Linked DNA regions of Mus musculus: all the other regions are linked to region 2. Evidence: chromatin loops called from intact Hi-C (ENCODE). Cell type or tissue: heart. All regions are shown on one strand. Each heading gives the region's core, and the rest is flanking DNA. Links, peaks and the distances in the headings are about the cores only.

Region 1 (10,533 bases), core at 3,781-8,780, 94 kb before region 2:
TGTAGTCAGAGAGGGAAAGCAACATGGCTGTGAGGACTCAATTTGAGCTTAGTAAAAGTTGATATTTTTAAGAGACCTCAATACTATTGTTTCTTTGTGTTGGTAGGAAAATGGTGATTTGCAGGTGTATGCCAGGCTGTGATAAGATTGGACTTCTCAGAGCCTCCAGTTCACTGGTCCCGCCTGATTTTTAAGGGGGATACTGTCCCTGGGACAACTACTTGGCAGAGATGTTGTTGAGAACTGTTCATTTAAAGAGACTGGAAAAGCAGTTTTCATCAATTAATAACACTTCCCAAGGTAATAAGGGAAAGCATGCATGAATAGCAACTATTCCTTTGCTAATTCAGTATGTGCTCAGGGCTGAGAAAATAGATGTCATTTTGATTTCTACAGCCAAGTAGAATCCCTGACCTCTCAAGGACGTTTTTCTGCACCCTTGCAGCATAAACTTGACATTCCAAATGTTGTGAAAGTTAGGCACTGTGTGTAGCCAAGGCAAAGGGGACTGGGCAGCTGATCTTAAGACCAGAACTTTCCTTGCTTAGGCTGAGCTAATGCAGATCACCCAATAAACTTCATATGAAAGTCAACTCAAAACGAAAATCCATTTTCAATCCCCTCCGAGCAAGCCATTATTATTAACATGATGTTTCCTCATCTGAGGTGACTGGTTAGAAATAAAAAGCCAGTTAATATTATTTTTTGTCTCAACGTATCTGTTTCTGGTAAATTAGAACATAGACTCATTCCTAATGGGAATGTATATAAATGTAAAGATATGTCTGTAATAATTAAGTATATTTTGTTTCTTCCCTCCCCCTCTCCCCATGGAGAAATGTGCACTAGTGTTCAGAGTTCTCAACAAAATCTATTTTCATGCCTGTTGATTATAATCATAGATCAATCTACATACACTATCCATCCAGTTTCCAGGTGGGTTGTGGATCTAAAGAAAATTCTGTGAGAAAGTAAGCACTATTAAATAGGAAAGATGCTTAAGGAGAGCCTGGACTGAGCCCAGCGCTTTCTGTGTCCTTGCTGTATATTGGCCATTGCCTCATACCTTAATTCTCTCTACTTACATTTTTAATTAGATGTAAAAAAATAAACTTTAAACTACACTTAAGGAAATTCAAAATATTTTCACAATTGTCTTGCTTTATATTATAGAGTGGTCTGCACAAGCTGAGAGAAATGATTTGCAAACCGATGTATTTACATAAATTCTTCTGTCTTTACTATACAGCAAAGGAAAGAAGGTTAATGAATTTCAGTCTAATACTAAATCATATTCTGAATTGCCAAATTAAGAAAAAAATCATATAGCTTATTTTTAAAATGACGGTCACATTTCTTTAAAAATTGCTAGCCCCTTCTAAAATGTGGAAGCATTTTGCTGATTCCATCACCAGTTCAGCACTTTAAGATGGCTGACAGGTTATACAAGGCTAAAAACTGTAGATGATGATGGGGCTGGAGAGATGGCTCAGGAGTCAGGAGCACTTCCCACTATTGCAGGGGTGCTAGGTTCAGTTCCCAACACCCACATGGCAGCTTAGAGCCTCCTGTAATTCTAGTTCCAGAGGATCTGATGCATACTTCTGGCCTCTTCAGGCACTAGGCACACACAGGGTATGTGCAAATACTCATGCATATACTTTAAAAATAAAAATGGTTATGCACTGAAAATACAGAAATCTTGACTCAATATTTATAGCTACACCCACCCCCTCCACCCCCTAATGATTGCCCAGAGCTAATTTGGAACTTTCTGACAAGGATATGTGCCCTGATGACCAGTCTCTGACCAATGATATTTTTAAAAGATATTTTAAATTTATTTTATGTATATGAGTGCATTGTCACTGGCCTCAGATAAACAAGAAGTGGGCATCAGATCCCATTACAGATGGTTGTGAGCCACCATGTGGTTGCTGGGAATTGAACTCAGGACCTCTGGAAGAGCAGTCAGTGCTCTTAGCTACTGAGCCATCTCTCCAGCCCCTGACCAGTGATATTTTTATACCCTGCTGATTGTCCCTCTTCGTGTGCAGGAGAGTTCTCTAGAAGTGGACCAGATTGATTGTATTCAACCCCTAAGTGCACTTTACAGCTCACATCAACCTCACTGTAGTTTATTCTTATCCTGATAAAGGTAATGCCATTCTGTTTTGATACTCATTTATCCTCCACATGATATAATCAAGATGCCTTGTACACATCCCATCCTGTACCACTCTAGGCTTCTGTGTGAAGCAGGAAATTCGTAGCATCTGGTCTTGCTTATTTCAGTAACACCAGAGAACATGGCTGCTCTATCTCACCAAGCTGTGAAGATAGAGCATGCCAGTGCCAAGTGAATGCTCTCACATGGTGGAAGTTGGCCAGTAATGCTATCACAGAAGGACACTGAAGTAAAGAACAGAGGAATTGATCATTGGAATGGGAAAGACTAACTAGCTGTAATTGGTGCCTAATAAGCAGTGCATGGTTTAAACGAATTCCAGAGGTTCATTGGTAAAAAGCCCCACCCATTCTCTTTAGTTTTCTACCTACTGTGCCTTCGGAGGAGTTTCATTCTAATAGACTCAAAGGTTTTCAGAACACATACTGCTTAGTTTGCTATTAGAATACAAGACACTATGTGGAGTTGGTTGGAATTGTTTTATGCATAATAGTACAGGAAATGTGCCTAAAGCATCTCATAGTCTGTGATATTCTAAGGAAGAAGATTTTACAAGGATGCTTAGCACTTGGAAGTCACTGGCTAGTATACTAGACTTTCTCATTTAAGCAAATGAAGGAGTATATAGCTACCATCATAAACATTAGGGATTGGATACCAAAATATGTTTTGAATCCATCAGACACCCTATGTCCTTGCCATTGTTGTGAATTATGGAATCATACGATATGGTGTGATGTGTTCATGAATATGTGTGGGTAAGAGGATACAGGTGTGAGTTGGGGACACAGCTCCATTCACCTTTTTGTTTTATTTTGCTCATCCTATCCTTTGAGATAGTATCTTTCACTGGCCTGGAGCTTCCTGTTTAGTGAAAATGGTCTGACTCTGCCACTCTAGTATGTGGGTCACAAATACAAAGCTCTACACCTGTCTTTTCTTCTCTCCTCACCTCCTCTCCTCTGTTCTTTTCTTCCTCTTCTTTCTGCCACTCCCTTTTCTTCTTCCTCTCTAGCTCCAGCTTCCATTGTATATGGACTCTACTGGCTGAGCTACCACTCCAGCCCAAATTAGAGGATGTCTTAATGAACTTATTTTTCTCCATGAAATGTTATAACCATATATTCATTTGGCAATAGAAAAATATGGTCTTTTCTATAATAAGTTGATGAAAGAATTCTTAGAATCTTTTTGTGCAGAATAATGTGATTCCTAGACAATAATGTCACTTATCTTTTAATTTTCAATGATGCTATACTTAAAAAGAAAAATTTAAACTTCAAAACTCCACATGATTTTTTACATAAAATCTAAATATTTTATACACTTTAAGGAATTTTTATTACTTGAATCTTCTCAAGTGTTTTTAGCTCACTATCATTACTTTTTTAAACATTTGTTTATGTACTTTGCATGTGACTGCATGACTATAGTTACGTTTGTCGTGGCAAAAGACAACTCTCTGAGTCAATGCTCCTTTCACCATGTGGATTCTGAGGATGGACCTGAGGTCATCAGGTGTGTTGTTCAGTGCACTATCCCACTGGCTCCAGTGTCTCTCTTAGTCACTCTTAGTGTATGATTTTCCTTTCTTCATAGTCGACTAATCTATGGTGATTCAGAATATGATATGCATTAAAATAAAATGGGCCACTGAAACATCACGAACTAGTTGGAGGGAGAAAGAAAGTGAATATTTGATAAGAGAGTATATAAGGCTCTGGGGTGTAGTGTGTAGTTTTGGCTACCCCCTTCAAACTCAGGGCAGATCATGCTACCAGCCTTCACCTAGAGAATATTGGATCTGTTGATGAAAAAACACAGACACACACACACACAAACACACACACACACTGCTTTCTTGGCTCAATTGCTGGGCGCTACTAATCCCCCATGGCTAGCAAGCCCTTCCAGATACTCTTAGCTCAGCACCCCTCAGCTTCAGTTGCTCAGTTACCTTTAGTCCCAGCTCAACACCCTAACATCCCACCTGGAGAAGTGGCCTATGGCTGCTCCACCAGAGATCTCACATGGCTTGTCAGCTTTTCTCCCTCCAAAGCATGGTGAAAACTCCTTTCATCTCCCTCTTCTCCTTGCCTCTTTCCCCAGGGACCCAGCAGTCCCACCTCTTTCCTTCTGCCCAACAATTGACTCCTGGTATCTTTACTGATAGATCAAAAATCAATTGGAGAACAGGACCTTAACATCAGAACTACTACACTGGGGGTTACAGAACTATTGACTTCCCTGGTTCATTGAAATCCGGTTCTCGAAAACAAATTTGATTTCCAGCTTAGCTCTTAAACCTTTACTGCTCTATGGCAAGAAAGACCTCACTGATAACCTTATGCATCTGAGAATGCCAGTGCAGTCTATTTACCCCCACAATTGATATCTTTCATTGATGTTAAAATGCTTTAAGCAATGCTTTATATTTCTAGGATAAATAATAGTTCTTCCTGGGCTTAGCACAAGTCTATATTCTAGTTTACCTTTAGAATGGCATTGATACATAAAAGTATTTGTAACTTTGGGGCTAGACAGATGGTGGAGTGGGTAAAAGTGCTTTTTCTGCAAGCCTGAGGGTCTGAGTTTAAATCCTCACTTCTCACATAGGAAGCTAGGTGTGGCCACACACACCTGAAACCCAACACTGTGGGTATGGAGACAGGAGCATGTCTGGATCTACTAAGCTACAGGCTTAGTGAGATACCTTGCTTTAAGGGACTAAGGTACAGAGAGATAGCAAGACATCTGACATCATCCTTCGGACTCCAGAAATGAGCAATAAAAAGGTGTACCTCCATATAAGTACATATACTATCCATATACACAAAAAAACTTTTAAAAGATATATCAGCAGATGTCTAGAGTTCTACCTAAGTGGCAGAACACATTTGTCACATAGGCATGAGCCTCCGTCCAATCTCCGGCAGTGCAAAAACTAATCTAGAGCAAGCTTGACCAGTTGAATGGACAAATTACCCACTATCTCTAAGAATCAAGTTCCTTATCTTAAATCCTGAAGTAGTGATGATACTCTGTCATGGAACTCGAGGGTCCAATAAAGTATGAAAACAAGTCATTTAACAAATACTTGCTAAAGATCTCTGTGTTCTTTTCCTCTTAATTTGAGCTGGTTAATCACCAGCTTGGTAATCATCTCTCTTCTCTTCTCTTCTCTTCTCTTCTCTTCTCTTCTCTTCTCTTCTCTTCTCTTCTCTTCTCTTCTCTTCTCTTCTCTCTCTCTCTCTCTCTCTCTCTCTCTCTCTCTCTCTTTCACACACACACACACACACACACACACACACACACACACACACACACACGGCTTCTTCTGGATGAGACTCTTGATGAGGTCCCATGCAGGGCTATCCAACCTTTGCCATTGTAATATGACCTAGAGATCTACTGCGTTTCCACCTTTTATTACTTGCTCACACAATCTACACACGGCACTCTGTCCTCCCCGGGTACCTTTATGTGCTCCAGGTCAGAAGGCTGTGGGAGTCTTCTGAGGAGAGAAAAATAGCACTTGATCTAACACACTTGTGTTCAGGCATAAAGCCAGATGGAAGTGGATTAGTCAGCTGTTTAGGATTCCACTGAGGACACAGAAGAGGCTAGAAGGAAACTAAGGTCATTGTGTCTTATTTGTATTTTGTTGTGGTTGTTTTGCATATTCTTTTACAGGTGTCCAGGGGGCATTTTTAGGACAGTATCATGACATACCAGGGCAAAGGCCCAAGTACAGGGTAATGGGGAACAGATGAGAAACAAGGCAGTAAGTAGCTAGAGGTACCTGCCCTAGAACATTCCAAAAATAGGTTCATTAGCTGCACAGTGTATGCAGACTGGCAGGGTTCCGAGCATTAAAATATGACATAACTATTTGAGCCACATGGGGTTTTTTTCTTCAGAAGTCACTTTGAAAACAAAGCTATTCCAGACTGTCAGGGTGCTTAATGTCCTCCTTCAAATGCCTTGTGGTGATCTCTCTAGATCCATAGTTGTTGAATATGGAGATTTTGTTTCATAAACTTTTCTTGTAACTTTTCTTTGCCAAATATAAACCATGACAGGAAAAAAATACCATTTTAAAACTCAAAACCTCCTTTGGAAAATGGGGTTTCATAAGTGACTGACCATTTAGTGATATTCTATACATGGCTTGTTCTTGGGATAATAAGTGAGATTGTGTGAATGATTATAAAACATGAATAAATGCAACTCCTTTTGTGCTTCTTTCATGCTGTGAAAGTGCCTCTGCTAAACATTCCGCTCATAACATCAACCAGAAAGGCCAGAGTGGACCCCCAGCTGATCATGCTTCTTCTGTCCACTGACCCATGTCTCTCCTCCGAAGTGTCTAATTCAAATAAGACCTAGTTTAAATATGTCTAAGACAAAATATCTATATGGTTTACATGAAATCATGGGTTTCTGCACCACACAGATCCCAGAAGTTGTAGCTGCTGAGGCATCGCCCCACCCCATAGCTGCTGTGTTATTGTATGTTAGGATTCCTTCCTGGAGGGAGCCCCTGGATCAAGAAATCTGAGGCTCCACCCCGTTTCTTCAGAAATGTTGATGCCTCTTTCACCCAAACCTTCCAAAACTATTCAGCATTCACTTTTACGCATGCTCATTATAGACCCAGCCAGCAGAAGCTCCAAACTCTGCCTCCTAGGCTGTCCCCTGCTCTGTACCCTCTCATCGTCCCTGTTTTTAAAACTCGAAGTACCCAAGTTCTTTCCATTTTCACAGCTCTTGCTTTTGGATTGTGCCTGAATGCTCTTCCCTGACCCTCCAATCCAATCTTGTTTTAACATATGTTATTTTATGTGTATAGATGTCTGAGTCCCATGCATGTGCTTGATGCTTTAAGACATCATTGATCCCTGGAATTAGAATTACAGATGGTTGTGTGGTCCTATGTGAGTTCTGTAAATCAAACCCGGGTCCATTGGAAGAAATGCAAGTGTTCATAACGGCTGAGCCATCTCTCCAGCTCCCCTCCCTTCAACCTTTAATGCACTCAGATGGCCATTCCATCTTAACACACAGAACACTCAACTCTGCTCACACACTATGTATTTGAATGTGTAAGTGTGCTGATATGGTAAAGTTGTTAGTCACATCACTATAGAAGGGATGTCTATGAGGCAGCATCTAAAGGCAGATTCGTGGTGATATGTAACTCAACTGTGGCACATGGGTGGCAATGCTTATCCATTCTTGGTAAAATTCTAAACAAATCTTCAATTGATTTACATGGAAATTTTGTCTCTACAAAATCAGGTATATGCTATACCTAAGGCAAAAAGTTCTGTGTCCTTGAACAAAATAGAAGTAAAGCCTAAGATCTAATAATTGTCTAATCTTTATTGCTTTTCATAAGACACCCAGTGGGTGTATGCAGAACCAGCCTGCAGCTACATGGGACCGTAACATTCCATGTGGTATGTTTGCACCACTGGCTGCTGTTTACAAATGGTCTGTAATGCTCTTCCTTTGCAGAGATAAGCACAAAGGCTTTAACACACTTCAGAAACAGCCTTTTCAGTCCTATCCCTCCAGATATAAGCTCCACTGAGAGCAACAACCTCATTATCCACCATAGAGGCCTCCATATCTAGCATATTATCATCATCAGAGTAGTAAATGTCACATGTTTAAGGCATCAATGAATGAAGTTTCCCACATAAGTAAATGGGAACAAACAAGCATTTTCATTCAGTCAATAAATATTTACTGAGAAACTGCTATGTGCCAGGTGCTGTTGGTATACAACATCGAATGAAACAAAATTTCTGTTCTAATGAGCTTCCTGTCTCCTTATGTGAAACAATCTTGTTTCACAATGTGACACCTGGATTTCCATAGAAGGTGACAATAACCTTGGCTTGTAAAGTCTTCTTAGTTCAGAATACTTACTAAATATAGTTTAGTCAACTGATTATGAAGCAGAAGCCTGGCTAGGGACACAAAGCAGCAGAAGGAAAGGGGAGTTGTGGCAAGAGATGGTAATTGTGCTTAAGAGAAACAAATAGTGAAGGGAGCCTAAAAATAACCTGGTTATTTACAGATTCTTTATGTCTGTCAAAACTTTTAATTGAGATATTTTTTATCCTACATAACATGGACAGCAGAATCAGAAATGCTTCAGATGACCTTCTTCTCCTGTGTTTGTCTGTGTATGTTTATGTGGGTGTAATATGCATGTATGTGCTTGCATACTTGTGTGAAGGTGTGGAGGCCAGAGGGGGACTGATGTGTTTCCTCCTTTGCTCTCTACCTTATGTTTTGAGAGAGTTTCTCAGTACACTTGGTACTAAGTATAGTGTCACCTGTGGCCACACGAACTGGGTTCCTCAGTGGGAGGCTGGAGCTGTAAGGGAGGAAAGAGAGAAGAAAGGAGACCAAGACAGATTTCTGATCAAGGCCCAATGTTTACTAAGAGTCTGTGCTTATAAAGGGGGAGGCCCGTCTCCTGACATGCCAGGCTTCTTGATGCTTTGTTGCCAAGTTGTTAGCACTAGTCTTCCAGAGCTGTTAGCATTAGGTCTCCAATTCCACAGATTGTCAGCTATCTCAGAAATAGGAAGACATTTTCCACCTCTCAGTGGAAGGTGATAGAACAATAGAATGCAAGACTCCACCCCAGGTGGTTCCATTCACAGTGGCAGCATAGATCTGAATCAACCTGCTCAAGGCTGGGGGAGGCTACACTAAGTAGTAAATGTAGGGTTCTGTCTATCAGTGCTGTTGAGTACAGATGTGCTCAGCTATTTTACATCAGTGTTGGTGATCCAAACTATTGTCATGATGTTTGCATAAGAAGCACTTTACAACTCAGCCATCTCCCTAGATCCCTGTGCAATCCCGCCAAATCTTATCTTAACCATTCTTCTTTTGCCCACTGTCATAAACTATCTCTTGATGGTTGCAATCTTGAACTTTATGTAGCCTAGCCTTAAATACTCTTAAAAATGACCTATCCTATTCCTAGAAGTTCAGTTCCTTGCAGTACATTTTCACTATGGATTCTCCACTGCCATTATCAGATCTAAGTCAAAATTATTAATTGTTCATTCCCAAAGCACAGTCTACTTTTAACTCCCATAATAGTACAACCACATGTTCTTGCAGATCTAGGCCAATTTATTTAGCAGTCAATGAGCATTGAAGGTCTCATCCCATTCACTTGCTGTTGCACCTGAGTTTTTTCAGCTACTTTTTTTAGTATTTTTTTTACTTCTTACCCACAATGCCTCTTCTTCCTTTCCTTCCTCTTCCTTCTCCCCTTCATCTCCTTCTTCCCTTCCTCTCCCTCCTCTCCCTCTTCCACCTCTTTGAAAGTTAGAGTGTTACTGTGTACCTTTGACTGGCTTGGAATGTAGACCAGACTGGCCTCTGGTCTGGTATAGACTCAGAGTTACACCTGCTTCTGGCCTTGAAATTCTGACCAGAATATAAGGGATATACTTTAAAAAAAAAAAAAAGACTTATTTATTGTTATATTGAAGTACACTGTCACTGTCTTCAGACACACCAGAAGAGGGCATTGGATACCATTTCAGATGGGTTTGAGCTTCCATATGGTTGCTGGGAATTGGACTCAGGACCTCTGGAAGAGCAGTCAGTGCTCTTAACCACTGTGAACTATCTCTCCAGCCCCAAGGGATATACTTTTAATTACATTTTATTTACTTAATTTGTCTGGGCATGTCTATCTGTGGCAAATACAGCCACAGTACACTTATGGAGGTCAGAGTACAACTTGTAGCATCAGTTATATCCTTCACCACACAAGACCAAGGGATCAAACTCAGGTTATCAAACTTAGCAGCAAGTGCATTTAGCCTTCTTACTAGCTTTAAAGCTTCTAACTTCCTTTGTTTTTATGTCACAATTATTTGATGACCAGTTGTGCATAAGTACAGGGGAATTTGGGCTCTCCTAGTTTTCTCTGTCTTTGTGGTGTTGTTTCCCTGAAGTGACACCTGAGGTTGCACATCATTTGCACTCAAAAGTGTGCATAACCTCATCTCTGCAAACCCGGAGTCTGTGCTATATTTGGTTAAATTATTTCTAATTTAAACATGATGGCTTTCTTGGAAGAAATTCTGTCTTTGAACTACAACAATGTCTGGCAAGGGTTTTGTCATAATTTTTTAAAGGCTATAGGAAAATAAAACCTCCTTTTGAAGTATTTCTTTGTATTGGAATGTTGAGATAAAATGTAACATTGTGACATTCTTGATATACACTACCTGAAATTTAACAGAGCCACATTCCTCCTTATTTAAGGTCCAGTGTATCAACTATTCAAGGTTGTTTTT
Region 2 (10,533 bases), core at 1,868-6,867:
CTCCTGTGGTCACTATGATACATTTGAAAAGTGTAACTATGGCTATTTGCAAAATGGATATTACATGGATTTCACTTGTCATCAAGGCTTCAAATAATAAATGAGAAAATCTACTTGATAGCAGTTGTTTTGAGAAGAATATAGTCTGTGGCTTGAGAAAACTCTCCTCTTGTTAAAAAGGTCATAGAGTCTTATGATATATTACCACTAAAACCTTATTCCAACACTTTTGTGATAAGTTTATTTTGCAGTTTTTAATGTAACACATTTCACAAAATATAAAATGAATTTACATTATTAATAACGCAGCCTTAAGGCATTACAGTGTAAGCCATTTATATACTAATACAACCATCTTGATGCATCTCCAGAACACTCTGTTTTTGAGATTATAATATAATTACATCATTTCTTCCTCTAAACCCTCCCATTACCACTATCTCCCATTCCCTTGTGTGCTCCTGATTTTTTCTTTCAAAACTATGGGCTCTTTTTCCTTGTTACTGTGTGTGTGTGTGTGTGTGTGTGTGTGTGTGTGTTCATAAGCACACAATGCAACCTACTCAATCCATATAATGTTACTTGTATATGTATGTTTTCAGTGCTGGTCATTTGGTATTGTATAACCAATTAGTGTGCTCATCCCTGGAGAAGACTATTTCTCCCATTCCTTAGTTGTCTGTAGTTCTTTGTCTATGGTTGAAGCCATCTTCCACATTGGCATATCTATTCATGTTGTCCTTGTTTGAGTCATTCTTAGCCAGTCATGTTGCTGAGAGTTTATAGGTGTAGTTTCTCTGACATTTATAAGAGACACAATCTCACAGCAAGCCCCCTGTTCCTCTGGGTCTTGCAGTCTAACTGATAAATCTACACACAACTCTTGAATCAAGGCTCAGCAATCCCAAATTGAGCTATATACCAATCAAAAACTCAACTCTACCCACTCTGTCCCTGAAAGCCATTGTTCTGCTTTCGATGCTTAGGAGTTTAACTACTCCAAATGCAAGCCAGTGGACTCCTACAGAGCTCGTCCTTCTCTGATGGGGTTGACTTACCGTAGTAGTATCCAGTTCTGTGTGTAGTTAGATATGAATTTCTTTCCTTAGGGCTCATCTTTGTGAATGCTGGACTTGGTTTATCCTTTCATCTACTGATAAACACTTCACTTCTGCCTATGAATGCTTCTGTGGACATGGGTGTCCAAACAATCTCCAAGAAGCTTCAAGTGAAAGCCTATTATTTATATTCAGAAAACAGACATTCTTTCTTAGACCATACACAATTAGTTGGGTTCACTCATTTGACAATGCTAGGGACTGTCTGTAGTACTTGTTTAAATGTGTGCCGTCTCTCTCTGCCACACTAGAAATCCTTCACAGAAACTATCTTTAGGACAAACAACATATTTAGAGAGCCAAATACCAAAAAAAAAAAAAAAAAAAAAGAAAAAAGACGAAACACAACTTATTTTTAGCATAATATAATTTACTTGCTCTTAGCATGGCTAATTCTTTTAGATGATTACTGCTCTTGAATACAAATATGCTTTGCTGAGCCATTATTTTGGAGCTGTTCTGATGACAGTGAGGAAGATCTTTCCATCAGCCTTTTATCTTCTGATGCTCATGACATAGTTCCTTTCAAAATACACAGTATTCAATTCTATGTAAGAACTTGAGGTGTGTTTGAAAATAAGTAATAAAATTTATTAATATGCTTGGTAACAAATGAATCAACATTTTCCCATTAATACTTGCTGGAGATAAAAAAATATTAACCTCCCAGCTGAAAAACAAGAAACAAATTTGTCAATATCAAGTATCATGTAACTGAAAACTTAGGAAAATTTTATTCTGATTCATTTTTCATGGCTGACAATTTGTATTTGGGGGATTCTCCTGTAATTATTCTGACATATTGTGTAAACTTCATGAAGATAGAATTGTATACTAAAAACCATAGGCACTTAATACATATTGAATTTACCCAAATGAATGATGTTGTTAGTATCATTTGGAACTTTCCCTAAGATTTCATTTTTATGAAATTAAACAAAATTTAAGACCTAGTTATAAGACAAAAAATTCATAATAAAGAACACCCATTAAAAAAAGAATATCCATAAAATTACTTTTCAATTCTTTTATTGATGCTTTGGCTTCACACAAATGTATACCACATCTTGAACCTAACCTCTGACTACTCTCCAGCCCCACATGTTCTGGACATGCACCTCCCAACACACTTCAAGGAAGCTTTTCTCTTTGTCAGACCATGATGTTTTTTAAACCATTTCCTCACAGTGTGATTCCTCCTTTCTACACTGAGTCTCTTCTGCAGTTATCTTCACTTACAGAGACCCTCTGCTCATGGTCATGGTTCTAGGGTTTCTTACTGAGGTTTTGAGTTTTGTCCAGAATGAATCTGTGACAGATGCGTCACTCTGGACTGACATTGTCCTAGGATTTACCTACCTTGTATGATGTCATTCATTAACTCTCTCCAAATCCAGAGTCCATGTTTTCCCCATGGGAAATGTATTCTATATTTTGAGATCATAGCCCTGCTAAAGGTCTGGAACTCTTCAAACATGACATGTTACAAGATCCCAATCTACCCTTTGTTGCCCCAGAAGGAAATTCACTCAGTCTCTGAAAAGACATAGTTGCCTCCACATACTGAACTCTTTCTGGAGCTCTGGGGAGATGCAGCTGTTTCTCTTCCTCTCCATTTTTGATATATACTCACTGCAAGAAAAGACACTGCTTTACTCACCAGGCAACACCTTACCCAGTTCTATGGAATGAAAAGTTCACCTTGCCCCTCTTCTCCCTGTTATGACTAATCCCAGTAGACTTGATACCCAGTCTTTCTCTGCAAAATTTCTATGGCTCCTAGGACAGAATATTCAATATAAGAAACCATCAAAGTATCTTTCACAGTACCTACCAAAAGCAGGTAAATAGGAGCTTGCTCATAAAGCATATATAACTAGAGTTTGCTTTCATGTGATCTGAGATGATTTTCTTACCTTCTCTTCAAACTTCACCTCCCATCTTTAGTTTGCCTCTTCACTTTAAAACCATGAAAGGTCACTCATTAGTCCTTCCTTGATTTCCACTTGACTTCTCCACCTAGAGAGTGTTGTGCACAGGTAGCCACGCTCTCATCATTCCAGAGTCCATACTCTGTGCCCCCTTCTCCACAAACGTCCTGTGCACTGTGTTCCTCTGTGACCCAATCAAACTTCCTATGCATTATGTCCCTCTGCTCCCTAATCTTGTGGTATGTAGTTAGAATAGGAGCAGCCTCCTCCTCCTCTGAGGATAGTTTTCTCTATCCTTCATCTTACTGAATTCCTGCTGTCCATCTCTGGACAATTCACATAGCCATTCTAAAAGCATAAAGCCCTATATCACAGCATCTTCTGATTTGGCCTATGAATCTCCACTCTCTTCCAGTCAGACCTTTCACAAGAGGTTGGCCCATATAGCTTCTCCCTTCTTGACCTTGTCATATCTAGATGGTACCCCAAAACTCTAACAGAAGGATCCAAGCAAGGTCACCAACAGTCTCTGGGCTGTCAAATAGTCATAAATTGGGCCTGATCTCCCTTAAGCTGTCAGCAACATTCAAAATAATCAGTTGCTCTCTCCAACTTGAAATGCTCTCAGCTGTTAGCTGTTGTGACATCATGTTCTCTGGACAACCATTGATAAAAAAAAAAAAAAAAACAAACAAAAAAAAAAAAACTGGGGACAGTAAAGGGATGCAAGCTCTTTAACCTCTGCTTAAAATCTCAACATCTTGGAGCTGGAGAGATGGCCCAGTGGTTAAGGATACTGACTGCTCTTCCAAAGGACCCTGGTTCAATTCTGAGCACCCATGTGGCAGCTCACAACTGTCTATAGCCTCAAGATCTGACAATCTCACAAAGACATATGTACAGGCCAAACCATACCAATGTGCATAAAATAAAAATAAATAAATTACTAAAAAAAAATCTCAACATCTTAAAATCTTAACTTAGAACATGGTTCATATATTTTCCTTAGTTGTACTTGCCATCCAGAGTTTCAGGTTTTATGCCCATATGGCCTTGATATTCATGGTATAGTCACATGGATCTCAAAATGAGCTTGTGCATATCAGAGCTCTTGATTTACTCTCAATGTGCTCATTCCTGGCTTCTCTTCTCTATAATGGTCCCGGCATGAATATATTCTATTATCATACCTATAGTGAGACACTAATCTCTGCTGCCCTCATCTCTTATCTGTACTCTGCTTACTCCTTTTTAAGTTGACAAAGAAACAAAATTGGAGAAAAGAAAACATATTTTATTTTGTCAAGTGATAGTGGGGACTGGAGGAGAAGGAATCCATTTCAAAGCAAGTAGCAAGTAGGACACACAGCTGTGGTGGTCAGTGGACAGTGAGAAAGGACAAAGATGATGTCAAACAAAATGGGAAGGCTAGGAAAACTAGTTATTCGTACGTCATTCTTGAAATGAGAGTTGTGGGATCACCAGGATATGCTTGGGGGTACTTAGTTAGAGACAACTGGGACCAAGATATCCAAGTTCATTAGATAGACACTGGCTGAGTATATAGATGTCTGTCATTGTATTTGAATTGATGAAAATGTATACTAGCAGTGAGGCAAAATGTATTAATGGAAGAATAAGAATATCTGCTCACTGGCCTTAGGTTGGCCTTTTAGACCTCTTATTGGCTCTCCTTCCAACCCCAGGCATGAGTCTCTTGTCTCTTCACTGCTCCATGCCACACTTCATTACCATTCACAGGATACACACAGAAGCAAGCACTGTGCCTGGGTCCCTTCCAGTCATGTACTCAAGATAAACATCCATGTCTGCCTGCTTTATAAAGGGTTCATTGGCGGACATTTTGGCACTTGATCTTCAGTTATCGAAACCCAGTGAGAGAGTGCCAACACTTGACAGACACATCTGATCACACCCACCCTTCCTGGGCATTACTTATCTCACACACTCCTTGATAGTCCATGGAGCCAAGAATTCCAAAGGGACAAATAAAACCTCCCAGTCATTCCCATAGTTGAACCCATCGGCACTGGAGTGGGAGTCCATTTCACCTGTCTTTCCTGTCCTTTAAATGGGGTTTTTATTCTGACTATGGCCACTAACTTTTGAGTTAAATGAAAGTCTTACCAAAGAGGTCTGTCCTGGTATTGGCAGAGAGAAGAAAATTAAACTCCTTTGTAGTCTGTAACTGGGGAAACCTTCATGCATTTTACCAAATGCCCTCATTTTCATGGGATTTCATAATGTGCTGTTTAAAAGAAAACCTTGCTTAATGGGGCTGGGACAAAATTAATTAATAATGGCTAGTCATATAACAACACTTAGAAACATATGTTAATAAATTAGCTTCCATGGAAGCAAGCCTAAAGAAACTCAAACTAATTTCCAGGTTTTCTAGAAGCAATGCTTTAAGTGGAATACGATAAATAGAGGACTCCTAATTTGAAAAGCTTCAAGTAAGATATTTGTGAATTTCATGACTGAAATGCTAAGCCTGTCCTGCCTTCTCCTTTTGTGATGACATTTCAGTATTTACTGATTTGGGTCAGCACTGATATACAGACAATAATGCCAAATCTTCATATGCAACTTTCATCTGCATTCTGGAAAACTTTAAATCTACTTTTGAGATTTTTTTGAGACTGACAAAGAAATAACTCATGTCTAACATATGTCAAGTCCTAGAAGGCAGTGGTGACTATAAGATGGGTCTTAGCCCACACAGGTCACATTTGGGTGAAATTCCAGTCTGGCTGTAAGACCTGCAGAAAGTGTGCAGAGCAACATAAAGTAGTAGATACTATACTGCATGGAACTCAGTTTTGTGGGGCATGTATAGTATGCACATGTTTAGACATTTGCATGAAGTAAGCATTAACTCCTTCAGTGCCCCAAAGACTCTGTAACAATATAGTCTATGGTGCTAGTGACAGTCTAAGTAGCATACACATGAGCTGAGGCCCTCCCTGGGCTTCGGGGAGGAAGAATGGGAGGGCTGCAGTTACAGTAACTAGAGAATAAGTACTGGTGTTCATTCAGTTGCAGCAGCTTGCGAACAAGGAACCCTATTTATTTGTCATCCATCTCAAGTGGCTTCCCACTTTGGAGCAGTTTTGTGGACTCATAATTATTCTAAGCTCCTTCCTCGGACATAGTCCAGAAACCCCTTCATTTCTCAGACACATCAGAACAGGGCATTGGATCCCATACAGATTCTATATGGTGAGCCACCATGTGGTTGCTGGGAATTGAACTCAGGACCTCTGGAAGAGCTGTCTTAACCTCTGAGCCATCTCTCCAGCTCTATACTTCATTCTTTTGTGCTGTGAATTACAATTGCTTGTGTGACTGTATCCTCTACAAGATCACAACTTTCTTCAGACTATAAATTTTGACCATTGTCTTTTTGCTATGGGGTTGTAATTTAGCCCAGGTTGGCTTTGAGGTTGACATCCTCCTGGCTCAGCTTCAAGTGGTTCCTATCCTACTGTATTCTTATGACAACCCCTTCCATGTTTCTTTTATACGGATGGAATAAAAGGATCCAGGGAGTTCAGAAGCTAAGTTAGGAAGATGAATTCTGCCCTTAGAAATCTGTAACAACATAGCTTTGCCAGGTACATGGTGATTAGAAATAAAGAAACGTAAATAAAGTCTCATGTTGTGGTGCATGGCTACAATCTCCATGCTTGGTAACTAAAGCAGGAAGAATTTGAGTTAGATGACAACCTGGGGTACATAGGAAGTCCCTGGGTAAAAGCAGACAAAACCAACCTCAAGGATAATGGACTGCATGAGTTCTATAAGAAATTACTGTAGATGTTCCAAGTTACTTTTGCTTAGTTCTACCAAATCCCCAAAGACTCTGGAAGCTCCAAATCTGACTCCTGTAAGTGTCAGGTTCATGAGGTGAGTTACTGAGAAGCAGGGGCAGTCCCAGTCTTATCTACCTACTTTGCACTCAAGTCCGAGGAGCAGAGGCCTGCTGGCTTCTCTGAGGCGGAAGTTACATTCTTTCACCAAGTTCTACAGGCCTTGCATGATTTACACTAGAAATCTTTAAATCTGACCCATATCTTGTGAGTAATATATGGCCATCAAGAAGAACAAGGTTAGTGGTTGATTGCATTTGAATAAATCTCTATTTGTATACTGATTATTCCATCTGACGAGTAATAGGGTCCTGAGGTTGAAGGTCTCACTTCCATTTATTGTTGTTAAAAAAAAATGTAAACATGCTCAACCTGTTTTCCTGTTATCTATCATATTTTTCAATCAATAATATGCATATAATATGCATGTTAGTTAACCATGAATATTTAAAGATAAAAGCTTCATCTTTGTACTCACTTCCTAGAAATAAGCTTATAAAAATGCATTTCTGTCCTCATCCAAGGAAACCAGATGCCTGAACCAGCCAAAAGGGTTGAGGTTAAAAAGAAATGAATTAATGAAAATAACTTCATAATATCACCAATGGATTTTTATAAATTCAAAACCCAGCTTAGGATTTTTTAATAAAAGATAGTTAATATCTTCTTGGGCTGAAATGCTATTCTGACCTCAGAGGACAAAGAATTATGTCAATATACTTCTTAATTGCTGAATTTTAATTAGTTAATAAATCAATTTAATGTTACTTTTTTGATACAGGGTCATCCTTTGTAGACCTAGCTGGCCTGGAACTCCCTATACACACCAAGCTGTCTTTGGACTCACACTGATCCACCTGTCTCTGCCTCCTGAGTTCTGAGATTCAAGGCATATATTGGTTTACAACCAGCAGTAGATTTTTTTTTTTTAATGAATTGCTCTACTCAGTTTCATTGTTTCAAAATGCTGTCTCAGTTTCTGCATGGGTGTATAGTTTTGCATGGTTATAATTTTTCATAAATAATTAAACATTAACTTCTTCAGTACTCCAAAGACCCTGTAGCAATATAATTTACAGTGTTTCGTCACAGGTTTTTCTTACCGCTGGACTTGGATCAGCTGGTTCACAGCCAAATCACCCCTTCTTCAAATCTTAGGACAGCCAGTCTGTACAATCCTTTCGTCTGATCCTCACAGGGCTCCCTCTGCTCAACATTCAAATTCTTGCTTGTTGACTGCTAGGAACAGAAGGTGTTGCTGGTGGCAGAATAAAACAATAAAAGGATAGCCTTTTATAAATAAAAAGATGAAGGGGAGCCACCTTCTCCCGCTAATGGGCCTGGATCTTGTCACAGAGGCACACCTGCAAAGCCAGGAGGGTGAGAGTACGTGAGTCACACCAACATTGTCAGATATATGATGGCAGGTGCCATTCCAAGACCTGCCCACACTACATGGCCATATGTCAAGATGTGGTATAATATGGAAGGAGTCTTCATACAACTGTTTCTAGAAGGCCTTAAAATTAAGGAATTATTTACACATGATAAAAACCAATTATCTTTTTCTCACAAAATTATATAAAAATATCTGCCTTGACCCATTAAGGATTCACTCTTTTTATAACTGTTATTTGCTGCTTCTGAGAGGAAGCCATTACGCAGGTGCCAGTAGTCTTTGCTAAACTACTGCCCATGGTTAAAGCCTTTGGCTTTTTCCACTTCCTCCAGTGTGTAAGTTAACCAAAGTCTAAAATTGGAGCAGAAATTATGGGGTAGGGGAGTTTCAATTATGGGCTAGCTTCTCTATTACACATGCCCATCTGCTTTGGGGATGCCATCTGATTTTCTTCATTTGCCAAGTGGGAACCGTACCACTCAGTGTCCCTGCCAGAAAGTGTTTGACCTTGTAACTCAGAGGGACCTTAAAATGTTTGTTTTATAACTTACATAAGTAAGGAATGATTGAAGGCAAGCAGTGGCTGAAGCCTGAGGGCTCAGGAAGCTGAACTGGGATGACTGTTGGTAATTCTTGCTCAGCCTGCTCTAAAGAGCAAGTTCTTAGCCTGGTAGTACACAGTGAGACTGTATCTCAAACAACCTAAAAGAATGGAAGAAGGAATGAGCAAAGGGGACATGAGGAAGAGGACTGAGCAGAGTCATAAAATGTCCTACAGATGTTTTCTGATGGATAAACCTCTCTTGTGCACCTGCCACCCAACATCAGCATAACCCCTACACATGTGATTTCTGCTGAGCTGTTTTTCAAGAATGCCAGCACTTAGAATGTCACACTCTGGGATTGCTCAGAGTCGGCTCTCTTCCTGGATCCTTTATGGCACTCAGTCCATCTCCTGTAGAGCTCTTGTGACCTGCCATGTTTGGCCTTTTCTATATTCATTGAATGGCTTCCTGGCCTCAGTCACTTTTCTGGCTTCTTTAACCCCAGTTAACCAACTGAATCTGGAGGTCTCAGTTCTGCTCCTTTCTAATCCATCTTCCTGCCCTACCTGTCTAACTTGGTTCTAAAATTCCAGCTCCCTCTCAAACTAATGTTGCTTGCAGAATTGATAGCTGAATATTAAGTCTTTGGTTAAATGTAGGTCTCAGTTAAAATTGTGTTTACCATGAATGTCTCTCCCTAGCTTATGATTCTTTGTTCCATCTATAGACACTGGGGGCTTACAAGAAAATCTCTAGTAGTTTTGGTTTAAGTCTATATACTTCTGAATAGTCTATGTAGCTTGATTCATAATGCAGCTACCTTGGTTTACCTTTCTGTAGTAATCTCAGCTTTTCAGGTGGTCATAGGACTTGTTTTTTCATTTTTGACAAGCTTCATCCCACTAGTCAGATCTGCCATAAAGCAAATGTTGAGTATCATTGTTAGATAGTAAATTCTGAGTTGAGAGTGGTAATACATGCCTGTTGTCCCAGCACCTGAGGGGTAGAAGCAAGATAATTAGGAATTCAGGATCCTTTTTGCCTATATAGTATGCTTAAGGCTAGGCTGTAGTATATGAGATTCTGCCTCAAGATAGACAGACAGACAGATGATAGATGCATAGGTAGATAGGTAGATAGATGATAAATAGATGGTAGAAAGAAAGAAAGAAAGAAAGAAAGAAAGAAAGAAAGAAAGAAGAGAGAAGAGAAGAGAAGAGAAGAGAAGAGAAGAGAAGAGAAGGAAGAGAGAGAGAAAGGAAGGAAGGAAGGAAGGAAGGAAGGAAGGAAGGAAGGAAGGAAGGAAGGAAGGAAGGAAGGGAAAGAAAAGAAAGAAAGAAAGAAAGAAAGAAAGAAAGAAAGAAAGAAAGAAAGAAAGAAAGAAAGAAAGAAAGAAAGAAGGAAGGAAGGAAGGAAAAAAGAAAGAAAAAACAGGAGGGGAGTATTTAAAAAGAGAAAACGTGAATATGCACATACTCTATGACTTTACTTGCAGACATGTATTTTGGAACTTTGTGAGTTGTTAAAATGGCTCTACAGCATTTGCAGGGCTGTCAGCAATATCTGGTTCTTGCAGATATCAATGAAAATCAACTGTGATGTTTTGATGACCTCAGTGACAGGCATCCATGGTTTTTGATATAGCAC
Region 3 (10,533 bases), core at 3,683-8,682, 110 kb before region 2:
TTCTCAGGCTCCTTCATTGGGGACCTTGTGCTCCATCCAATGGATAACTGTCAGCATCCGCTTCTGTATTTGCAGGCACTGGCAGAGCCTCCCAGGAGTGAGTTATATCAGGCTCCTGTCAGAAGGCTCTTGTTGTCATCTGCCTAGTGTCTGGGTTTGGTGGTTGTTTATGGGGTGGATCCCCAAGTGGAGCAGTCTCTGGATGGTTATTGCTTCAGGCTTTGCTCCAAACATTGTCTCTTGTAACTCTATCCATGGGTATTTTGTTCCCTGTTCTAAGAAGGAACAAAGTATCCACACTTTGGTCTTCCTTATTCTTGAGTTTCATGTGTTTTGCAAGTTGTATCTTGGGTATTGTAAATTTTGGGGCTAATATCAATTTATCAGTGAGTGCATATCATGTGTGTTCTTTTGTGATTGGATTACCTCACTCAGGATGATATCCTCTAGATCCATCCATTTGCCTAAGAATTTCATAAATTCATTGTTTTTAATAGCAGAGTAGTAATCCATTGTGTAAATGTGCCACATTTTCTGTATCCATTCCTCTGTTGAGGGACATCTGAGTTCTTTCCAGCTTCTGGCTATTATAAATAAGGCTGCTATGAACATAGTCGAGCATGTGTCCTTATTACAAGTTGGAACTTCTTCTGGGTATATGCCCAGGACAGGTATTGCTGGGTCCTCAGGTAGTACTATGTCCAATTTTCTGAGGAAGCACCAAACTGATTTCCAGAGTGTTTGTACCAGCTTGCAATCCCACCAGCAATGGAGGAGTGTTCCTCTTTCTCCATATCCTCACCAGCATCTGCTGTCACCTGAATTTTTGATCTTAGCCATTCTGCCTGGTGTGAAGTGGAATCTCAGGGTTGTTTTGATTTGCATTTTCCTGATGATTAAGGATGTTGAACATTTTTTCAGATGCTTCTCAGCCATTTGGTATTCCTCAATTGAGAATTCTTTGTTTAGCTCTGTACCCCATTTTTAATAGGGTTATTTGAATTTCTGGAGTCCAGCTTCTTGAGCTCTTTGTATATATTGGGTATTAGTCCCCTATCAGATTTAGGATTGGTAAAAATCCTTTCCCAATTTGTTGGTGGCCTTTTTGTCTTATTGATAGTGCCTTTTGCCTTAAAGAAGCTTTGCAATTTTATGAGGTCCCATTTTTCGATTCTCGATCTTACAGAACAAGCCATTGCTGTTCTGTTTAGGAATTTTTCCCCTGTGCCCATATCTTCGAGGCTTTTCCCCACTTTCTCCTCTATAAGCTTCAGAGTCTCTGGTTTTATGTGGAGTTCCTTGATCCACTTAGACTTAAGCTTTGTACAAGGATATAAGAATGGATCAATTCGCATTCTTCTGCATGCTAACCACCAGTTTTGCTAGCACCATTTGTTGAAAATGGGGTCTTTTCTTCCACTGGATGGTTTTAGAACCCTTGTCAAAGATCAAGTGACCATAGGAGTGTGGTTTCATTTCTGGGTCTTCAATTCTATTCTATTGATCTACCTGTCTGTTGCTGTACCAATACCATGCAATTTTTTATCACAGTTGCTCTGTAGTACAGCTTGAGGTCAGGCATGGTGATTCCCCCAAAGGTTCTTTTATTGTTGAGAATAGTTTTTGTTATCCTAGATTTTTTGTTATTCCAGATGAATTTGCAAATTGCCCTTTCTAACTCTGTGAAGAATTGAGTTGGAATATTGATGGGGATTGCATTGAATCTGTAGATTGCTTTCAGCAAGATAGCCATTTTGAATATATAAATCCTACCAATCCTTGAGCATGGGAGATCTTTCCATCTTCTGAGATCTTCTTTGATTTCTTTCTTCAGAGACTTGAAGTTCTTATCCTACATATATTTCACTTGCTTAATTAGAGTAACCCAAGGTATTTTTTTATTATTTGTGACTATTGTGAAGGGTGTTGTTTCTCTAATTTCTTTCTCGGCCTATTTATCTTTTGTGTAGAGAAATTCCACTGATTTGTTTGAGTTAATTTTATATCCTGCTACTGCACTGAAGCTGTTTATCAGGTTTAGGAGTTCTCTAAATTAAAAATTGGTTGAATTTTTAGGGTCACTTATATATACTATCATATCATCTTCAAATAGTGATATTTTGACTTCTTCCTTTCCAATTTGTATCCCCTTGATCTCCTTTTTTGGTCTACCTGCTGTGGCTAGGACTTCAAGTACTATATTGAATAGGTAGTCAGAAAGTGGGCAACCTTGTCTAGTCCCTGATTTTAGTGGGATTGCTTCAAATTTCTCTCCATTTAGTTTGATGTAGCCTCCCCCAGCCTTGAGTGTGCTGGCTCAGACCTTGCCACCACTGAAAATGAGACCACCTGCGGTGGAGCCTTCTCACCTAGATGGTTCTATTGTTCTGTCACCCACATTGTTCTTCTCTGAGACAGTGCTACCTGCTGAGAGGCTCCTGAAATATTCCAGAGAGAACAAGCAATCCAGTAATTTACACCTACTTGCCAGACCAGTTCTCTCAGGCAGATCTCCTACAGGCTGGCTACAGGCATCAAGAATGGATCTGCAGGAGATGGGCTCTCTGCTTATATAAGCACAGATTATTAGTAAATTTTGGAGCTTTGATGAGAATTTTGTCTTGGCCTTGTCTTTTCTTGCCATCTATTCTCTTTTAGCCCCAGCCTGCCCGGGTTCCTGTGGCCATGGGCGATCACAGTTTGACATTGGCTACTGGTTTGCTGTATATTGCTTTTATTGTGTTTAGGTATGGGCCTTGAATTCCTGATCTTTGATATTAGAATGGCTACTCCAGCTTGTTTTGGGGGACCATTTGCTTGGAAAAGTGTTTTCCAGCCCTCTACTCTGAAGTAATGTCTGACTTTGTCCCTGAGGTGAGTTTCCTGTATGCAGCAAAACATTGGGTCCTGTTTATGTAGCCAGTCTGTTAGTCTATGTCTTTTTATTGGGGAGTTGAGTCCATTGATATTAAGAGATATTAAGGAAAAGTAATTGTTGCTTCCTGTTATTTTTGATGTTAGAGTTGGGATTCTGTTCTTGCAGCTATCTTCTTTTAGGTTTGTTGAAGGATTACTTTCTTGCTTTTTCTAGGGCGTCATTTTCCTCCTTGTGTTGGAGCTTTCCCTTTATTATCCTTAGAAGGGTTGAATTCGTGGAAAGATATTGTGTGAATTTGGTTTTGTCATGGAATACCTTGGTTTCTCCATTTATGATAATTGGGAGTTTTGCTAGGTATAGTAGCCTAAGTTGACATTTGTGTTCTCTTAGGGTCTGTATAACATCTGTCCGGGATCTTCTGGCTTTCATAATCTCTGGTAAGTTCTGGTGTAATTCTGATAGGCCTGCCTTTATATGTTACTTGACCTTTTTATCTTACTGCTTTTAATATTTTATCCTTATTTAGTGCATTTGTTGTTCTGATTATTATGTGTCAAGAGGAGTTTCTTCTCTGGTCCAGTCTATTTGGAGTTCTGTAGGCTTCTGGTATATTCATGGGCATCTCTTTCTTTAGGTTAGGGAAGTTTTCTTCTATAATTTTGTTGAAGATATTTACTGGTCCTTTAAGTTGAAAATCTTCATTCGCATCTATACCTATTGTCCTTAGGTTTGGTCTTCTCATTGTGTCCTGGGTTTCATGGATGTTTTAAGTTAGGATCTTTTTGCATTTTGCATTTTCTTTGATTGTTGTGTCCATGTTTTCTGTGGAATCTTCTGCACCTGAGATTCTCTCTTCCATCTGTTGTATTCTGTTGCTGATGCTCGCATCTATGGTTCCTGATTTCTTCCCTAGGTTTTCTATCTCCAGAGTTGTCTCCCTTTGTGATTTCTTTATTGTTTCTACTTCCATTTTTAGATCTTGGATGGTTTGCTTCAATTCTTTCAACTGTTTGACAGTGTTTTCCTGTAACTCTTTAAGGGATTTTTGTGTTTCCTCTTTAAGGGCTTCTAGCTGTTTACCTGTGTTTTCCTGTATTTCCTTCTTAAAGTCCTCCATCATCATCATGAGAAGTGACTTTAGATCCATGTCTTGCTTTTCTTGTGTGATTGTGTATCCAGGACTTGGTATGGTGGGAGAGTTTAGTTCTGATGATGCCAAGTAACCTTGGTTTCTGTTGCTCCTGTTCTTATTCTTGCCTGCTGCCATCTGATTATCTCAAGTGCTTGCTGCCCTCAATATATTTGAATGGAGCCTATCTTTCCTATAATTCTTATTGGTTCAAGACTCCTCAGAGTCCAGCTTTCTCTGTGATCCTGTGATCCCGGGCTCCTGTGAACCTGAGATTCTGGGTGTGTCAGTTTTTTTGGCAGTCAAGCTTCCTCTGAGACCCTGAGATCCTGGTGTGACCAAGCTCCTGTTATCCTGGGATCCTGGAATCTGAAGATCCTGGGCATGTTACAGCTCCTGGAAATGGTGTCTCCTCTAAGAACCATGGGGCTGTCTGGTGTGTTCAAAACCAAGGTGTACCAGTAATGATCAGAAGGAACCCAAGCTGCTGGTCAGACAGGGCTCCCATGTCCTTGTTCCTGCTGTCACAGGCCCATCACAATTGCTTTGGAACAGATGTTGTGTTCCACTCACCAGTGATCCTAAGATCTTGCTCAGAGTCCTCTGAGGACTGTGGGACCATCCACTGAGTTCGAACCCAAGGTGACTCAGAGCTGGCACTGACTGGAAGGGAGTTGTTGATTGCTGGACTTCAATACTTTGATAGCTGGACCTTGTTACTCACCCTCAGAAGGAGGACGTGGCCAAATAAAGAAATGGACCTTGGTGGCTAGCTTAGTAATCTAATCTCATGGTTTTTAGCAAGGCAGAGGGAATGAGAAAGAAAGGCAAGGCCCTGCCAGAGCCATGTTTATCATGCTCAGTCTGACTAGAGTCCCTTTGGGTGTTAGAAAAGGTATTGAACATCATTTATCAGAGAAATAGTTGTCAAAATCCAATGAGAGCACCTCATACTTGTGAGCTTAGTGGCTTCTAAGAGGCAACGTGATTTGACTATAGAGAAGAGGGCACAGTTATACACATGAGTCTTGGGTTAGCTATAGAGAAAAGGGCATAGCTGTACATGGGTTACTAGTGATGTGCTGCTCTGTGACTTTGTGTATTAGAGTCTAGGACTTGCCCCACAAACCACATGTCAGTCAGACAGAGGTAGTTTATTGAGCATTGACTTATATAGCATTCATGTCCCAACTTGCCAACCAGGTACCAACTTGGGTACCAGGTTGTCCCTTTCTGTCAAGTAGGGTGTCAATTCCCAGGGAGATCTTGGGTCCAACTTATTTGGCTATCTATACAAAGCAGTTCCACATAACTTCTATTGTGATTGGTTTTCAAGAACACCAAAGCATAGAACCTAACAGACTTTGGGCTAATGGTTAATTCAGGAATGAAGACGTTCACAGTAACAGTACATGAGAAAGTTTCCTTATAACAGCATAAAATGCCTGGGTAGACAGGCAACAGTTTCCCAGGCCTTAATATGTACTTAACTTTTAAGGGTCTAGGCCATTCGCTTTCACTACAAAATAGTAGTTCACAGTTTGTTCATTTGCTTTTCTATTTAGGTCATTTCTAGTTTTTGCTAAAAGCCCACTCCAGCCATGAAGATTGTGCCTAACTGCCTGCATGGTAATGTGTAATATCGAATCTGGGTATGTAGTGTCAGATCTCAGTATCCAAGGTGATTGGCACCTAGAGCCTCCTATATTCCAAAACCCATGGATACTGAAGTCCTTTGTGTAAAACAGCTTTGTGTCACCTATAAAGTATACATATCCTATACAGCACCTGTAAATTGCTAACAACACTCAACACATTGTAATGCTGTTAATAGTATGATGACTTATTTAGGGAACTTACTGTAAATAATAGGGAACAATTAGAGACTGGTTGTGAATTTTTATTAAATTATTGTCTAAAAATTATATGTTCAGTACAAACGCACTATTTTTTAAATGGTTAGTTGATTCCATAGATGCTGAACCCACAGACAGGAGTATCTGGCTACTGAATAGTGTGAGTATAGAGTCCAAGGTATGAGCCCCTTCACCTTCAGCATCAGGTCACTTCTTAGGCTGCAGCTTTAAAGCCACCTTACCATCCTAAGTTCTGGAAGCCACTGCACTGCTCTTCATTTCAAGGATTTTATATAAATGGAGTGGCACAGTACATACAAATCTGTGCCCCAGGGGTGCACCAAATGAACCTGTCACCTATAGTTGTTGTCGGGGGCTGTCCAGCTTCTCTGGAACATTCATAAGAAATACTGAAAGTTTTGTGAATCACACACCACCCTGTCACTATTCTATTTTGCAGTAAGACTAAAACATCCACAATAACTGTAAAAAATAAGTGGCCATGTCGTTATAAATCTTTATTAGTGACCTTAAATAGAGCCTTCATAATTTTCGTTTTGTGTCACAAAATGCCCTTTTGGTTTGGATTTTTTTTTTTTTTTGCCAATTATTTAAAAGTGTGAAACAGTTTGTCCAGTGACCCAAATATATAAACCTAGCTATTTGGGAGGCTGAGGTAAAGTCAACTTGAGCTACAGAGTGCTTAAATGGCTAGCCTGAGTACTTTAGTGAGACCCTGTTATTAAATTCAAAATTGAAGCTTCTAGAAAACATATCTTTAGCTTGTAGGTTGGCAATTGCCTCTGTCACTCTCTGCCTTACTTTTTGGCCTGGGTTTTCTCAGTGGAGCTGAGGGGGACAGCTGACAAAGCCACAGTGATTTGCCTGTCTACACCTCTCCCAGCAACTCTGCTGGAATTACAGGCATGCAGCCACTGGCTGCCTTTCAAGTGGGGCTAGAGATTTGAACTCAGGCCTTCACACTGCAGCCAGACTATCCCCTACTGAGCCACCTGTTTTACATTTCCCAGATAGTAACTCTTTGTAATATGCATTGTACTGATGACCTCAGGGCACAGCAGTAATTGCTTCCCTTTTATAAACTTCTTGTTTGGTTGGTTGCTTTTCCTGTTGCTGGAGTTTGAGATAGGCTCTGCTTTTGTAACCCAGGCTTCCACTGCATAACTCAGGCTTGCTTTAAACTCACAGGACTATTTCAGTCTCTGAGTCCTGGGACTTTAGGACACCACACCTGAATTGAAAACTGTCTTTTGAAGAAGTCTTCCATCTTAAAGAAAATCAATTTAACCAAGCAAAATATGACTGCAAATCAATTATGATCTCGGAGAACTTGGAAGACAGTGAGAGGGCGGGGGGGGGGGGGGGAGGGGGGGACGGGGGGGGGGGAGACTACTTTTATGAATTAAAAAAAAAAAGTTTCTCTTCACTGGGCATTGGGTAGGAGAATGTTTTCAGTTTTCTCCAAGACTTTTCAGGACAGTAGTTGAATGCTAAGAGTATACCGGATTGTGTAATCTATTGTTCTCTGCGCAGAAAGTAGCTTTAAAAGCCCTGTTGTGGCCAGTGCTGCCTGAAGGCATGCATCTGATATTAATGAAGTGTTACTTTGCTTTGACAAGTTTACAGGCGTCTCTCTTCTGAGCCAGCTGACGTAATTCAAAGTAGAAAAAGCCCCTCCCACTTGGCCCTTGGTAACTAACTGTGATGGGTTCCTCTGCCTTGCTTGAAGTGGTCCTGAAATCAGAGGGAGTTCTTGACATCTGAAGTACGTTAGAAAGTCATGAAGTCATACTGACTAAGATTACACATCTCAAACTTCAGGGAAAACCGGAGCCCGTGCGAGGCAAAGCCACCTTTAGCTGGTACCTGGTCCTTGCGGCTGTACACTATTTCTCTGGCGTTCTGTACACTGTTGGAACCCGTCTGGCATGCTTGACAGGCAGTTGGTGTCTTCTCAGACTCAATCCAGTATTCCTGGGGTAAGCAGGCAGGAAGTGTGTGTGTGTGTGTGTGGGGGGGGGGGGGGCTGTCCTAATGAACTGTGTGCTTTGGAGAGAAATGTCAACGTTTCCATGAGCCCAAGCTACAATTGTGCTAGCTGCTTTGCTGTGAAAAAAAAAAAAAAATTCTAGTCATTGCTGGAAATATCATATGCATTGTGTTTGAATACTAAGGTGGGTTAAACAATTAAAATAGTAACTTTAATTTTAAACCTAATCTTGCTGCGATTCCATTAGTAACTCGAGTGCCAGGGACTTGGTGGGGAGAAGAACGCATCTCTGGCTCGGAGCAGTCACTTGTTGTAGATCACTCTGACAACTTGGGTGCTGTGCATTTGGCTTCTTTCATTCTTTGGGGGACTTTTCTATATAAATCAGGGAGCTTTGTCTTCAAGTGTTACAAACTAAGACTGTATTGCAGTTTATCTTTTTTTTTTTTTTTTTTTAATTTATGAAGTCCAGACAGGAGAGTCTAATGTTTAAAATACTTTAAAAAAAAAAAAATACAGAGCTTTACCGTGCAAAGACTGATAGCATCTTCAGGTTAAGAACTTTTACAGAAAACATCATATATTATTAATGACATTTAAAGCATGCTTTATAATATAATTTTATAATAATCATTAAATTATTATTATATATCTAATGCATTGTCTAAGATTAGGAATAATGATGCCTGTTTTTAAGGAGAAACTTCAAGCAAATCACATTGCTTATGATATTGTTTTCCAGTTTCTGAAAAAGCTTTAGGAAAAAGAACATCACCAACAATTAAACTAGAGCTCATGAATATTAGTCTGAATTTACAAGTGTGATTAGCAGGATGCACAAATACTTTATAATCAATTAAATACAGATTGTCTAAAAGTTCTCTCTGGATTTCCTGGTTGCTTCAACCTACAGTGCTCTTAGTTTAAGAACAGGAAAATACATGCTAAGAAAGTAGCTGTGTGCTGCTTCTTTGTTCTGGATGCCATTATATAAGAATATTATTAGCCCAGCCAGTAAACCTGAGGGCACGTGGCCTAATTCCATGTGCTTAGTGACTATGGCTTAATTATCTGTGACTCGTGGCTGGATTTCACTTCATGTTTTCTAAAGGTACAGAACTTTTTTCTGTTGGTGCACATTCAGTTTTGTGTGCTTGCCGGCTGGGGACGTAGTTCAGTGGTAGAGACCTTGCTTGGGGTGCACAATGCACTGGGTTTGGTCCCCAAGGCTGAAAGTAAAATGGTCTATAGTTGTAGTTCCGTTCTTTAAGGCTTTATTATGGCTGACAATTGGTTGGACGATCAAAAAGGATTTCTGGATGCTAGAAATCTGGTATATTGGCCACATTTTAAAATATTGTGTGTGATATAGAAGTGAGTCAACCTGTTTAGTTGTTCCTGTTTTCAGTGACACCTGGAATAATCATTTCTGGTAAGCTTGCTTACTTTCAAAGAATTTTATCAGAAGTGAAATGGTTGCTTCATTGTTTTTTCCTACAGAGAGATGTTAATTAGGAACATGTACAATTCACAATCTGAATTCTAAGTGCATTCAACCAATGATTTTGAGTCATTTCAGCAAAGACATTGTGGATAATAATGGCAGAGGTGTTTAACAGTAGATTTAACAGTAGTGGTAATCTCTATGACTCTAAATGAGTTATTTATCTCCTGTTCATCTCATTCCTGCCTTGAAGGGCTGAGGAATTTTCCCAAGGAGATTTTTTCTTTTGAACTTTTTTTCCCAAGCCTGGGCTTTCTGTTCCCTTTGGCCTGGGTAGCTCTCATGTTAGGGTTTCATTGTTGTTTGGTAGGTTTGGGGTTAGTGGACAGTCTTTCTATGGACTTCAGGCTAGTCGAAAAGTCAGGATCCTCATGCTTCAGCCTCCCAAGTGCTGGGATCATGGGCAAGCAAGCACCAGCAGTGCTGGGATCATGGGCAAGCAAGCACCAGCAGTGCTGGGATCGTGGGCAAGCAAGCACCAGCAGTGCTGGGATCATGGGCAAGCACCAGCAGTGCTGGGATCATGGGCAAGCAAGCACCAGCATACCTCACTTGCTTAGTTTTAAGGCCTCAGATGCCTGAGTACCTGAAATGACAGGTCTATGTCTACTTTTGTTCTTATGAGTTTGTGCCTGTGCTTGAATAAGACTAATAAATGAATGGATTTTCTTTTTTGAATAATTAAAGTTTAAAGTGACACCTCATCAAAACTATCTTCTGTGCTAGGGATCTAAACTCAGGTCTTATACTTACATAGCAAGAACCTAATCAAATGAGCCATTTCTCTAGCCCAGTTATTGGAATTCAGACTATATAGTTTTGACCCACTGAATAATTTCTATGGACTAAGTTCTCAGATGTATGGAAATATTTCCATTAAAAAGTAGGTGTAAATGTTTTTATTCTCTCTGGCTGTGCCTTTTATATTTCTTTCTGAAATGATTTGCTTGGCAATGCTAACATTACAATATACTAGCCATGTGCTAGTAGTGTAGCTCAGTGGTAGAGCACCTGCCCAGCATGCAGGAAGCTACAGGTTGAACCAGGCAGTGAAAAAAATGTCCAGTTCTCAATGCTAAAAGAGACAGGTCTCTAAATGTCCAGTAGAAAAAGGGGCAGCCACACGGCCACAAGGTCCCTTCTCCAGGCCCTGTT

The links. Hi-C counts contacts between places; a loop is a spot of excess contacts. Peaks named below come from ENCODE experiments on the same cell type or tissue, not always from the same donor. Only the 100,000 strongest peaks of a DNase experiment are listed, where the experiment ranks them.
Region 1: it touches region 2 in a loop (3-fold over the local background); 5 of 42 quality-filtered maps call a loop at or near these places.
Region 3: a loop joins it to region 2, with 2.8 times the contacts of the local background. A loop is called at or near these places in 5 of 42 quality-filtered maps.

The regions. Positions count from the first base shown.
Region 1 is chr2:14,829,190-14,839,722 of GRCm38, forward strand. All of the region lies in intron 2 of Cacnb2 (calcium channel, voltage-dependent, beta 2 subunit), which reads left to right. Among named protein-coding and RNA genes, the nearest start is that of Gm13269, 67 kb to the left of the region's middle. In heart, for the core only: no CTCF peak of the experiment used is centred there; DNase peaks (open chromatin) are centred at 5,882 and 5,972.
Region 2 is chr2:14,925,147-14,935,679 of GRCm38, forward strand. The region is part of intron 3 of Cacnb2 (calcium channel, voltage-dependent, beta 2 subunit); the gene reads left to right. Among named protein-coding and RNA genes, the nearest start is that of Nsun6, 120 kb to the right of the region's middle. In heart, for the core only: no CTCF peak of the experiment used is centred there; a DNase peak (open chromatin) is centred at 4,935.
Region 3 is chr2:14,816,444-14,826,976 of GRCm38, forward strand. The region is part of intron 2 of Cacnb2 (calcium channel, voltage-dependent, beta 2 subunit); the gene reads left to right. Among named protein-coding and RNA genes, the nearest start is that of Gm13269, 55 kb to the left of the region's middle. In heart, for the core only: no CTCF peak of the experiment used is centred there; DNase peaks (open chromatin) are centred at 6,808 and 7,578; H3K4me3 peaks cover 884 bases; H3K27ac peaks cover 2,055 bases.